Linked DNA regions of Homo sapiens: all the other regions are linked to region 3. Evidence: chromatin contacts called from ENCODE Hi-C or POLR2A ChIA-PET data. All regions are on one chromosome and are shown on one strand. Each heading gives the region's core, a stretch centred on a gene start or an enhancer-like site at or near the end of the contact. The rest is flanking DNA. Distances are from core to core; before and after follow the strand shown.

Region 1 (4,200 bases), core at 1,653-4,152, 840 kb before region 3:
TTCTTCATTGTCCCCAAGGTTCTTTGGGTGCTTTTTCTTTTAGGGAGTTCAATGAAGAGTTTCTTTCTCTGGTGTAGTCACTTCACTTGGAGTTACGATTCCTGCTGGAGTTGGCAACTGGGCATCTAGCTAATCTCAGTGTTCTTTGAAAGCGGAGAGTTCCAGAGCTAAGTCATCAATTTCTTGAAGCCAAAAGCCATCTCACTGGTTGTATATATGTGTGTGTATGTCTGTGTGCATGTGTGTCTGTGTGTATTATATATTATATACAGGCACTGGGATATGCCTAGGGCAGTTTCTAATTTAAAAATTAGAAATCAATAAATATATGTAGATTGCTGCCTTCCCGACTGAGCCAGTAGTTACTGCAATAATGCTGCATAACAAATACCCCCGAAACTCAACAGCCTAAAACAACAACTCATGCTTTCTCCTGTGTCTGTAGGTCAGCTGTTTTAGGCTGGGCTTGGCTGGGTGTGGCTCCAGGCCTCAAGTTGGGTTCGGCTCTCTCCACATGTCTGTCAGCTTCCAGGGACAGTGGGCTAGGAGAGTCATGTTCTTTTCTAGGACAACAGCAGAAGCTGTTGATGGTGGTGATGATTTTTAAAGTCTGCACTCAGACTTTCTTACCATCACTCTGTCCACCTTCCATTGACCAAAGCATGTCACATGGCCAAGCCCAACATTTATTTACAGGGTGGGGACAGTGGGGACAGATATTCTTCACCTGGTGGGAGGACCTGAAGGGATGTATGGCAAGAAACATGGATGGAGGAGGTCTTCCTAGGAAGACGAGGGCCCCTCCTGCTACTGACCTAGGTCTGCGTCATCAAGGGTAGCAGCCATGGTGGTTTTAGACAGCATGCAGGCAATCACTTTTTTCTTATTTATATGTATTTATTTTATGATTTCTACATCAGTTAGGAATTAAGTTTGACTGCTAGAAATAAAGACTAGTTGTAACAGTCAATTACACAAGAAAAAGGTTTATTTCTCTTCTGAAAAGAAGTCTGGAGATAGGCCAGGCCTGTGTTTGAAAATGTAGGTTGTATTGTGATTCAGGTATGGTGAGGCCAACACATCAGGAGAGGCTGCCATTGAAAAGATAGTTTGTTCCTCTCAGTTCCCAAGAGAAGGGGCCACAGCATACCATGGGGGCATGTGGGGAAGCACCAGGGCTGATCGGGGATGGGTGAGATGGGGTGAGCAGGCTTAGAATTAGCCAGTTTGAATGATTTTGTGGGCTCTGGGGTGTAGGGGCTTCTGGCATCTGGCCCTGGGGTGATGAAAGCAGAGAAATATTGGCCTGGAGTGGAGGTGTGGGCTCTGGACCAGTTAATTTGCATAGGAAAGATGTGCTTCCCTGTAAGACCTTTACTATCTCTAGTAATTGGCTAGCCCTAGAACAGGTAATTTCCCCAGTCAGCAAGGCCCTAGATGCCAAAATATCAGAATAAAAAGACATACTTAATACTTGGAGTAACAGCTCCATTATTTTATCAAGAAACCAACTTCTTCTATCTGCTCCCCAACCCTTAGAGCACCTAGCTTCATTTACCTCTTTGCCCAAGATGGCTGTGAGAGTTCCAGCCATCACATTACATTTATATTTCAGACATAAAAAATGATACCTATCTTCCACTTAAGAAGCCTTTCTGGAAGTTCCATCTATCCATGCCATCCTGTGTCTCAATGACCAGGAGTTAGTCCCATAGCCACACTGATTGCTAGGGAGGCTGGGAGGTAGAGTGCTCTGCCCAAGCACATTGCCAGTCTGAATAAAATCAGGTTTCAGTTACTAAGAAGAAAAGAGAGAGTGGATATTGGGTAGACAAACGGCCATGTCCACCAGTTACTCTGTGTTTATGGGAAGTGACAGATTTTCTACAAACAATAGTCATAGAAAGTGTCTTTGATAAATACATCAATTTAAGGGGGCGAGGGAACATGAGTGTGTAATTAAGAAGTATATTAGGTAAATAATAATACAGGTGGTGCGCGAAGATTTGGTGACTCTGCCCGGTATATCTGGGGAGACAGAAGGTTGGATGCATTCTCTGGGGCCCGCAGTGGGGCCCCTTGTCCTCGTTCGGAGCAACAGGCACATGTGCCAGTGTCCCGGCTGCACTGAGTCTCGCCGCTGCATGTGGTCCGCCCTTGTGACCGTGCACCTCCCACCCACACGCATTCATAAGCAACCTTCTCCTTGTCCTTGTCACTGAAAACCCATTGACCTACAACTGGCATATCGTGTCTCCCATGTTTGGGGGCCTACAGCGATGGATTGCTGGGTAAGGGAAGGAGCTGAGACCCCAGAAGGCAGGCTGGGTGGGAGAGGCATGCTATCCTTTATAAAGCTGTGAGCAGCTGTTTAAACCCTTCCATTTCTTTAAACACCCTCTTCCTCCTTTTACAAGAGCGTTGAGTCTAGCTCACGTGAACAGTTTCATCTTTGGTTTTTCCCTTGTTCCCAGGTCACAGTGGCTAATGAGAAGTGAAATCATTTGAATCCAGGTTTTATCTTCTCCTTTTCTCTCTGGGGTTGAGCAATGCATGGGGCATCCCCTAGTTGACGAGGCCGTGTGGGCAAAAAGAACAGCCCCCGCAATGGCAAGGACCTTTCCCCCGGGGATGCCACAGCTCGTGACTGTGCAGAACCAAAAAATGCCGAGAAAACAAACATAAAACACCCCCACCATCTCGTGGAAACCCGCGTTCCTCCCACACAATCCCTTCTCTGGGGCGCTAGGTGAATTTGAAAGGGAATGCCACGTACCTAGGGAACGCTTCCCTCTAAAGAGCCTGGGACACGTGGGCATGAGTGCACACACCTAGAAATACAGCTCCCAAGATGCACACCCCACGCGCCCCTCTCTGATGACGTTCTCGCTCTCTGGTGTGGTTTTCTCAGCAGCTGCGGGGGAGGCACACGGGAAGGCCACTGAGGCCTGGGTGGAGATCCAGCGTGAAGCCTACGCTTTCTTGCCCTCCGACAAGGAAAACCCATCCTCCTGCCCGACCCAGCCTCAGAAGCACACCTGTAGGTGCCCACTGGGACCAACAGCCTGAGTGGTGAGAACAGACCTAGAGGCTGTGGATCCCAGCCCGCCAGCCCTCTCTCCTCTCTGTGCCTCAGCGTCCACCCTGGTGAAATGGACACAGGCGGTACTGCTGCCTAGCGGGGCCGTTGCAAGTACTCATCCAGTTAACGCCGGTGAGGGGTGAGGCCCTGTGTAGAGTTGAGGTGCGTGGAGCAGAAGGGGAGGCCCTTCCCTGAAGACGGCTTGCAGTCCTGGAAGGCACTTGTGTGGAGCTTTTGATAGATCTGGTTTTTTTTTTCTTTCTTATTTTGCCTTTTATGGTTGTGGGGGTGACAGCAGGACTGATTCCCTAAAAGGGAGAGATTTTCTCACTTAGTCTAAGCACCTCCTTCTTTTCAGGGGAACTGGGAGTGAGCTTGGTGGGGAGTGGGCGGCAGTGCCTGGCGGGTCGTGACCTCTGAGTTCACAGAGGGAAGCCCCTGCCCTGCCAAGGAGGAAGCTGGAGAGTGAGGCCAGGGCCTGGGTGAGCGGGAGGCTGTGGCCTCCTCCGTAGAGTGCAGCATCAGGCCCCAGCGGGCCACCACCCAAAAGTGACCAAAACAGAACAGGGTGCCAACAGAAACAGCTACTGTGGCTACAGAATGGGCTAGGAGTGCAGGGCGCTGACAGCTGTGACGAGGCTGGTGGGAGGAAGTGACCCCTGAGGAAGACAGGGCTTACACCTGGTGCCTCCCATGCCAAGTCAAGGGTGGGAATGGAGACCCATCACCAAGGAAGAGTGTTGGGGTCCTGTAGGGCCGGTGGAGACCTGCCTGTGCTCTGGACCAGGCTCCTTTGCCATCTCTAGCTGTGTGGCCTTGATTCAGTCATTGGGCTGTTTCTGAGCCCAAATGCAGAAGGAACATTTGTAGATGGAACATCTCCTGCTCTTCTTGCCCCCTGTAGACTATATGCCGACCTTATTAGTGTGGCCATTTTAAGCGAGGAAAGTGAAGGCCACAGAGGTTATGCTGTCTGTGCACAGCTACCCAATCACAGAGACAAAGCTCAGGCCCAGGAGTGCCTGATGCTGATTCGATGAGGCAAGGTCTGCAGAAGCGCCCAGCACGTCAGTTGACATATGTTGTGTTCTCAGCAAACGCTGGTAGAATCCGTGGAA
Region 2 (4,616 bases), core at 1,112-3,611, 550 kb before region 3:
GTTGGTTAAAAAGTATATAGGAGATGGGGTGTGACTGACTGTGGGGCCCTGGGGGTGCTGCTCCGCCCAGGCAGCGGATTAGCCAGTCCTGAGGCTCCTGCTCCCCCCTGCCCTGTTGCCGCTCAGTCAAGCCGGCTAACATTCAAAGTCTGGGGAGTCTTGTCCAGGCCAGAATCAGAGTCTCAGAGAACAAAGAAACAAACCTGGAGACCCCTGCTCTAGCGGTGGCTGGCAGCCAAGGAGCTCTCCGTGGTCCTGAAAGAGGCCCGACCGACTTCCCTCTCCTCGCCCATCCTCTGTACTCGGAGAGATGGTTCCTAGCCTATCTGATGTACTGATATCCACCTTTTATTCAGTAGATGTAGGTTGAGCTCCTAACACAGGGCGTCATTGTCCCAGGGACTTGGGACCCTTCTTCCAAAGAGTGAAATAAAGCCTGTGCCTTCAAGGAGCACAGCCTAGTGTGGACGTCCAACCACCACAGTATGGCAGAAACTTTGTGATCAAGGAATGACTGCACTGTGGAGGCAACATCAGAACATCCAGCCCAGATACGGGGGGTCAGAGAAGGCTTCCCGGAGGAGGTGATATCTCAATTGATATCTAGTGGGGATTAGGATTTAGCCAAGTGAAGAGAGAAACTAAAGAGTTCCAGACAGAGGGAACAGTATGTCTAAAGGCACAAGTGAGGGTTTAGCACAGTGGTCAAGAGTGCAGGCTCTGGGGCCATTTTCCCTATTAACTAACCAGCTGTGCAACCTTAGGCAAATGACTTACCTTTCTGTGTTTTCGTTTTCCCATCTACAAAAATACTATACAATGCAGAATATTATACACGTTTATAGGGTTGTTGTGAGGATTAAATGCTTTCAATAAATGTCAAGTGCTCAGAACAGAGACTGGAATATAGCCAATATCAATGCAAGCTTGTTCTGACAGGTGCAGAGGCTCAGAGTTCAGAGCACAGTGGCTGGACCCTGGGCTATTTGGCAGTGCAGGGAGTTGGCAGGGTGGGGTTTGGGGGAGCAGTGAGGACTGAGCCTGCAGAGGTGAGTGGGGCTGGGGGAAGGAACTTGGAGTCTGTGTTGAAGTGGATCTCACTCTCAGGGCAACTGGAACCCTCAGATGGTTGGCTATGTGGAGACTGGGCTGGGTCTGTGTGTGTGTGTGTGTGTGCACGTGCATGTGTGTGTTGGGGGGTGTCTAGTGGCTGGCTGCCACCTGAGAGGAGCAGATGCTGGGATGGGGAGAAGGGGATAGTCGAGACCACTCCCCCATGTCTAGCTTTGGTAGGGGTGGGTGTTGGGGACACGGTTAGCTGCAGTCATCCATCTTTTAAGGGCGGTCTTTATTTCTCAGATCCTTTTTTTATTGGTTCCCCTTCCCCCACAATAGGTTTCCGTGAAGAAAACCCCTGTTAACAACCTAGCATGTATCCTGTATTTTCTTTTGTGTTAATAAAATCCTATAGAGGCCTATATACATATACATATATACACACAAACTCACAGATTTTTTTGCCCATTGTTTTATAAAAATGGGATCGTATGTTACATTCTTATCTCCAAATTGCTTTTCTCACCCAATAATACCTTATAGAAATCCCTTTAAGTCTATTGGTAGGCAGGTAATTAAATTTTTTATAAGTTGCATAATATTCCGCTGTGTGGCCGTCCCGCCGCCTGCCCTTCCCCACTCCCCCGTCATGTCCACCTCCCAGCTTACGCCTCGGCAGCTCGGCTTCCAGAGCCCGGAAACGGCGCGCTGCTTCGCACCTCCTCTCCGCGATGCAGCCCGTTCCCTCCGCTGCCTGACTCACACGGCTGCCTCCTACTCACTGGGGATCCATCTGCAGCTCCTTCTCCAGGGCAGCGGCCGGCAGGGCTGGCGGGAGCAGGGGGCGCAGAGAGGTCAGGGGCAGTTGAAGTGGGGCCTCGTGAGCCAGGCCGTGACGGGGCTGGGTCTTGATCCTGGATTGGGGGCCTCCCGGAAGGCTCGAAGCAGGGAGTGCTGTGTGTTAAGAAGCCCTGTAGCTGGCTGGAGACCTGGAACCTGTGCTGGTCGTCCTGTAAGGCAGGGGACCTGGGTCCCTCCGCTCCTCCCCAGGCTCCCCATCCACCCCCTCCCTCTTGGTCCCCGCTGTCTCCATTGGCTTCTCCTCCCCCGTGGTGAGCCAGGCTGTCCTGAGTGTCCAGGGGCAGACGGCCCCCGCCCACCCGCTTCCTGCGGCTCCCCCCAGGCCCTCCGGCTTCAGTCTCCACAGCTGAATCCTGCAGGAAGCCATACAGTGGGAATCTCCGGGCAGCTTCTGGTTCGCCCTCGGGTCTGAGTCACTCTCTGTGCTCTGTCTCCCCACCTCCCCACTTCCTCTCTGGCAGGCACCGATGCCTTCTGCACATTGTTCCCCGGGGAAGGGAACCACCCCTGCCTCACCTGGCGGCTTCCACTCCCGGTGGGGCCGTGGTGCCAGGGGCGGACAGTGCCATGGACAGGGTGGCTGCTTTGGTTCCCAGACTCCCTGAAGCCGCTTGTAGGGCCCTTCTAGAAAGGCCTGTCGTCGGCCCGCCCCTCCCCTGAGGTCAGAGGGCATGGGTCATCAGCAGCCCCGGGGGCTTGTCCACCAGATGCAGCAGGGTGGGGCGGAACAGGCCCTGTGTCTGTTCTAATTGCCCTGTTTCACTTCCGAGGCTACCTGGCTTTTACACCACAGGACGCTGAGTTTCTAATTACTATAGGGAAAGAGAAAAGGAGTTTTCTTTTTCAATAAGTGTATTTAAGTGGAGGAAGATCTGAAGGAAATGCCCACATGACTCTAGTGGGGCCGGGCGCCCAAAACCTGAAGGAGAGTCCGTGAAGAGGCTGGGAGGGTGCCCGCCGGCTGCTGGTGGGCCAAACCCACTTTTCTTCCCGCACTGTTTTGAAAAGCTATTGAATTGTGGGATTCCCAAGCAAACGTGAATTTTCTGGCTTCTTTTGAAAGGTCTGGACACTGGGCAAGGCTGAGAGGGGGAGCAGCGTGCCTCCCCGGCCTCCCTGCTGGGTTCACGGGGGAGAGGTTTGCAGCCCGCGGGCATCCGAGTCCTGCCCAGGCGACTGGGAGGGCCAGGCCAGAAGGGCGTCTCCTGGGGTGGGAGGCCCATGCCGGGCCGCCCCCGGGACTCACGCTGCTCCCAGGCCCTAGAGAGGGCGCCCAGCCCGAGCGCCTGGGACAGGCAGTCGCGCAGTGAGCACCTGTAGAGGCTGGGGTTTGGGCCGTGGCGCTGGCGCCGGCTCGCGGAGCTTCCCTCCCGCCCTCGCGGTCCCCTCTCGGGCTCGGTCCCTTCTCGGGCTCGGTCCCCTCTGCACAGCTAGGGGCCGCTCGGCTGCGGCGCGGCGCTCTGGGGGCGGCAGGGGGCGCTGGCGGCCCGCGGGAACCCTCTGCAGCTCAGGACAAAGGCTGCGGGTGCGGCGCCGAGCCTGCGCTATGCTGGGACCCGGCGATGCAGCCCCGACTGCAGCCCGCTCCAGCCCATCCCGACCGCCAGCGCCGTCGGTAGTCCTCTCCCCCAGCGCACACCTCCGCCTCTCCTCCGCATCCCTCCCCGGCCATCTGTTTTGCACTTCCCCTCTCCATCCCTGGGCCTCTCTGTCTTCTGTCTGCCTCTCTAACTCCAATAAGGGCTGACCCTGTCTCTGAGTGCCCCTTGGGTCCCTGGCATCTCTCTGTTTTTCCTGTTCCAACTGTTTTCTCCGGAGGTCAGTTTGCTCTTCCAGAGAGGAGGCCCTGAGACCACATTAGCAGTGATGGGACCAGCGGAGAAAAAGCACCCCGCCTCCTCCACCTTCGCCTGCCCTTTGGCCTCTGTTGCAGGCTGGGCGCCTCTGACTGCCCACAGATAGTCTTCATGTTAATGCCAGGTCTTACTGGGTTCTCCCTCTGGTCCCACCATGCCCCCTGGGTTGCCTGGGGAAAGGGGGGAGGTTGGGATCCTGGCCTGGGCTCCCTGTGGTTGCGGGCAAAGCTGGTGCTGAATGGGAATGGAAGGCATTCTGAGGCTCCGGGCTGGGCCACGGGACCTGGCCTGCCTCTGCTGTGGCCTGCCGTCCCTGCTTGCCTAAGATCTTCCCTTCCATGTTCCCAGTTCCCTACACAAATAATGAAAATGTAGGGCTCTATGACATTTTCCAACTCTGATCATCTAGACTCTAGTGACATGGATCTAAAATCCCACACTCCTGGTTATCTGACCTTCAAAGCAGGTGCTTTATCCAGTTCTTAAGACAGTACTACGGGGAAAGTGTCAGCACGCCTATTTTATAGATGAGGAAGACTGAGGCCCAGAGAGCCGAAGGAGCTGCTGCAGGGACACCAAGCCCTGTCTGACTCTCAGCCTGGACCTGCTCCCCTGAGCCAGGCTGCTGTGCAAATGGTCAGAGGGCTCCAGGCTTTAGCTGTCAGAGGTTTCTCCACCACTGGAACCTTAGAAGCACAGAGGAGCCACCCTCATATGCCATGTACTGCATGATTCCATAACTGAGAAGTCTTCCTTGTGGTTTGGATGATGTGTCGTGCCAGTTAGGAACACTGAAAAGCAGATGCCAAGATGACGGAGCAAGAAGTGCAAGGGATTTATGGC
Region 3 (4,387 bases), core at 846-3,345:
GACTCATGAGGAAGCAGTTTCAGAAATGAAACAACCTGAGGTGGGGCAGGGCCCGTGGTCAGACCTCCCCAGTGCGGGTGAGGAAGGTACAGCAGATGTCACCTGGAGTTGGCTTAAGGTCAGTCCCTTTGCAGACACAACCACATCTACTCCTCAAAGCCTCACATGGGCACTTTGGGAGGCTGAGGTGTGTGGATCACCTGAGGTCAGGAGTTCAAGATCAGCCTGGCCCAAATGGCAAAACCCCATCTCTACTAAAAATACAAAAAAAAAATTAGCTGGGTGTGGTGGCGGGTGCCTGTAATCCCAGCTACTTGGGAGGCTGAGGCATGAGAATCGCTTGAACCCAGGAGGTGGAGGTTACAGTAAGCCGAGATTGTGCCACTGTACTTCAGCCTGGGCGACAAAAGTGAAACTCCGTCTCCCAAAAAAAAAAAAAAAAAAAAAAAAAAAAAAAAAAAAAGGCTCATACGGGCAGCATGATTATCCCCGTTCTACAGATGAGCAAATGGGAGCTTCAGGTCTCAGGTACCTACTGCAGGCACAGATCAGTCAGTCCCTGAAACACGCTTGTGTGGCAGTGAAGGAACTTTAGAGCTGCGTTGCCTTGCACATTTGTAGGACTTCAACTTGGCTCTCTCCGCCCACCAGGCACACAGCTAGCCTGGCTGAAGCTGGGCAGACACGAAGTGAGAGGTGCACAGAGCCACCCAGGGAAAGCACTTCCTGTGCACCACGGACCCCCCTCGGCCTTCTGCAGGGAAGGTAACTGAGGCAGGGATGGACCCCCCACCTCTAAGGCCATAGGGCATGGAAGGCAGGTCCAGATGGAAACCAGGCCCCCCTCTAGTCTTACCCCAAGGACTCCCCTGCTGCATCGTGGCCTCAGAGAAGTGCTGACTGGGAGGTAAATGTGGAAGGTGAGCCCCTGGGGAAGAGCACCTGGCTCATGTGATGAGGAAGAACCACCAGGTGCTGGCATTCTGCCCTGGGCTGGGCCGGGGGAGTCAGGGAGGCCTGGGGGCCACCTCTGGGCCTTTCACCCTCCACTGCCTGGTGAGCTTAGGCAAGTCACCTCGCTGCTCCTCACTTCTGAGCCAAGGAGATAATGGATGCCTCCCTCTACAGCTACTGGGAATGACAGCTGGGAAATGCCAACCCTCCCGGCATACGACAGGCACGAAATAAATACAGGTTCTCCTCCCACCACAGCCAGCTGCTGCCAAAATGCCCAGCAAGGGGGCTCCAGTGTTCTCTCTAGAGCCCTCACATTCAAACGAGAGATTACGTCTTTGCCTCGACCAGTCCAGTATCCACCAGCACTGCCTGTCCTGGGCGAGGCGGTAGGGACAGAGACATAACAACTTTGGGCCTCCCTCCCACTCCATGCAGACGCCCTTCCGCCACAGCCTGGGTGGGAACTGCTTAGCTGTCTGAAGTTCCCCTTCATGAGACCTCATCAGGAGATGGCATGGACCACAGACCCACATTTTGATTTGCGCTTTGGCATATGCTGGCGGTGTTCTTTGGGTAAGTCACTTCTCTCAACAGCAACACAGGGTATCACCCAGCCTGCAGTTGGTGGAGAGACATCTTGGCACACAGCACCCACCTCAGCCCACCACAGCCACTGAATTTTCCAGAGCTAAAATGCACCTCATCCTAAGCCCCGCCCCCCACAATTCATCCTGGCCTACTTCCTTTCCCACAAAACAACCTCATGGCTCAGACCTTCTCTTTGAGCCAAACCCCTCTTCCTGTGGTTGTGCCCACAGGGCTCCTGAGTGTCAGGTCACCATCCTGCAGGCCCAGGCACCTGTTGCCAACCTTCTCAGAGAGCGAATCCTTGGCCCAGATGGGCCCGGCCTGCTGTGGGCTTCAGTAGACACTCAGAGCCTGTGCTCAAGATGCCATACTGCCAGAAACAGCCTGGCCCCGGTGAATTTGGATAGTGCTTGGGTTTGATTGCAAGCTCAGTTTGAACATGTGGTCAACTCGATTTGTCACAGGAAGTACCCACAGGCCAAGAAGTGGCGGTGATTACCCTGCTGCAGCTTCCTCTATTGTTTCTCAGAATGACTCAGAGAAATTCCCCGTCCTGTCCTGTCCTGACCCGCCTACCCCACTCATCTAATCTGCCTAAGCAGACCTACAGGGACGGATGTCCTCACAACCGCAGCTCCCTTGGCACTCGAAGGTCTCCGGCCCACAACTTGGGAATACCAAGCTGGCTTCCTGTGTTCACAAAGCTGCTCATCCACCAGGCCTTTCCAAGGCTGCTGGAGTGGACCCAGACTCCATCTCCTGGGAAGGGCAGGGCACTCTGTGGACTCCTCAACCAATCACCAGGTCAGGGCTTCTAGAAGGACTAGACACTACCAACGTGCACACTGAGAACCCGCCAAGTGCCAGAAGGTTCTGAGACAAGTGTGGCTTGCTCCCTGGCCTCGTGGAGCTCTGAGATGGTGGCATCATAATTACAATGGGGTACTCAGCCAGTCCTCCCAGGTGCTGTGGGGCACCTGAAAGGACAGCCTGGCAGAAACCATGGGTCAGACTGACTTCCTGGGAGCCAATACCTGAACTGAGGCTGAGTTTTTTTTATTTACACTAAACAATGTTTTTGAAAAATACTTACATATGGTTTTAAAAAACAAAAATGGAAAGCATGGAGGGTGTGTGGTGAATACTGAGCCTCTTGGCCAGCCTGGACTCAGCCCTATCCCTACTCCTCTGTGCACCCCGTCCTTGTCAGGGCGAGGTGCTGTGCATGCATGGGCACATGTGTGAGTGAGCACACACATGTGCCCCACTTGTTCCTGACACTCACTTGACTGCAGCAGACACGATCTGCCACACCTCATCTTTCCATTGATCCTCAGAGACCTCACCCACTCCAGCTGACCAGCACTTAGTAGTAGGAATGAATACCCTGTAGTGTCATCCCTTGAGTATCACTCAAGCAGCTCCCCATCCTTGTACAGAGGTTGTTTCTAGTCTTCTACTATTATAAACAAAGCTAAGAGGAACATCTTGGCATCTAGAACTTTGTGTGTATCTGTAGGGAACACTGTATAAGTCAAATTCTTGGGTCAAAGGGTGTATCCATTTTAATGAATTTTAAAGGATGAGCAGAAATGAGCCAAATGAGAGGGAGGTCTCCTGAACACAGGCAGCAGTGCGAGGAGCCTGGGGCTGCCACAGGGCTGTGCATGGGGCAGGAGATGCCACTGTTGCTGCAGAGGCACAGGGCAACGGCCAGGAGGGGACGTGGAGGATGCCAGCTGCAGGCTCAAAAGCTTGGACTGCACCTCATGGGCAATAAGGGTGAAGAAGGCTTTCCTTTTTCAGTGAAGGAGGGGCAGGGAAGATTTGTTTTTTTTGTTTTTTTTTTTTTCCTGAGGCAGGGCCTTGCTCCTGGCTGGAATGCAGTGGTGTGATCATAGCCCGCTGTAACCTCGACCTCTGGGCTCAAGCTATCTCTCCACCTCAGAGCCACCCCAGTAGCTGGGACTACAGGAGTGTGCCATCCTGCCCAGCTAATTTTTGTATTTTTTACAGAGAGGGGGTTTCGCCATGTTGGCCAGGCTGGTTTCAAACTCCTGGGCTCAAGTGATCTGCCTGCCTTGGCCTCCCAAAGTGTTGGGATTATAGGCGTGACTTACTGTGCCCAGCTGATTTGTGTTTTTAAAAGAACATTCTGGCAGCTGTGTGGATGATGGCATCCAGCTCTCCCCGGCTAGGCCGTCAGTTCTCGAGAGCTCCTGGAACCCTGCAGCACAGAGCCTGGGAAGGCAGCATGACTGTGCCTGTAAAGGAGCCCTGCTGCCCACTGAGAGACACTGGGAAACTTCTCTGAAGTGCGCTCTACCGAATTCTCACACATTAATTAGCACCCAATGACCAGGGACTATTATTTCTGGGTGATTTTCTTTCCCATCGGACTCTTTAGTTTCCCAAATTTGCAGTCTTTTCCTCTGCCCTGTAGACAGCTGCCCCTCCTCCTCCTCCAGCTGCCCCACATGCACATCTGAAAGCAGGAGGCCTGACCTCCATTAATTAAATCTGCCATTAAAAATTAAATAACGTGAGTAAGAAGGTGTGAGTGTTATCTCCATGGGTTTCCAAAGTCACAGTGTTTCTTCAATTACTTCCCGAGCAGTTTTCATATTTCATACTGTCTGATTTCTCCAAGGGCCTGGATCTGTGAGATCAAAAGCAAGGGTGAGGGTGAGGGAAGCATGGTGAGGAGGCCGGGGAAGGGAAGATGACAAAATGTGTCTGAGCAGAAGAGATCACCCGGCAGCCCCTGCCCCAAAGCCAGAATACAGGTGCGGGGTGGGAGGAGGACATGGGGCCCAGAGGTCTGAGGGGAACCCCCATAACT

What was found. Hi-C counts contacts between places; a loop is a spot of excess contacts on that map. ChIA-PET counts read pairs that join two places held with the same protein, here RNA polymerase II (POLR2A). Pooled maps may share reads with other maps.
Region 1: a map with no recorded cell type shows a loop between it and region 3 (9-fold over the local background). The contact joins two enhancer-like sites. A Hi-C loop is called at or near these places in 6 of 37 single-sample maps with no recorded cell type and 4 of 50 pooled maps.
Region 2: a loop to region 3 is called in a pooled map, with 13 times the contacts of the local background. The contact joins two enhancer-like sites. A Hi-C loop is called at or near these places in 1 of 168 maps with a recorded cell type or tissue (endothelial cell of umbilical vein) and 4 of 50 pooled maps. POLR2A ChIA-PET finds 5 or more read pairs at or near these places in 1 of 52 experiments (MCF 10A).

Annotation. Positions count from the first base shown.
Region 1 is chr3:127,753,498-127,757,697 of GRCh38, reverse strand. The region is part of intron 3 of MGLL (monoglyceride lipase); the gene reads left to right. Among named protein-coding and RNA genes, the nearest start is that of MGLL, 67 kb to the left of the region's middle. RefSeq lists enhancers at 2,962-3,081, 3,232-3,351, 3,462-3,641, 2,537-3,736, 3,842-4,151. Within about 2 kb of position 2,902, at least 5 of the 41 ENCODE cell types and tissues checked have a DNase peak (open chromatin) inside an H3K27ac peak, as active enhancers do.
Region 2 is chr3:127,454,501-127,459,116 of GRCh38, reverse strand. No RefSeq gene overlaps it. Among named protein-coding and RNA genes, the nearest start is that of LINC02016, 66 kb to the right of the region's middle. RefSeq lists a silencer at 3,093-3,522. Within about 2 kb of position 2,361, at least 5 of the 41 ENCODE cell types and tissues checked have a DNase peak (open chromatin) inside an H3K27ac peak, as active enhancers do.
Region 3 is chr3:126,909,284-126,913,670 of GRCh38, reverse strand. The region is part of intron 5 of CHCHD6 (coiled-coil-helix-coiled-coil-helix domain containing 6); the gene reads right to left. Among named protein-coding and RNA genes, the nearest start is that of PLXNA1, 72 kb to the left of the region's middle. RefSeq lists enhancers at 1,717-1,796, 1,937-2,416, 1,349-2,548. Within about 2 kb of position 2,095, at least 17 of the 41 ENCODE cell types and tissues checked have a DNase peak (open chromatin) inside an H3K27ac peak, as active enhancers do.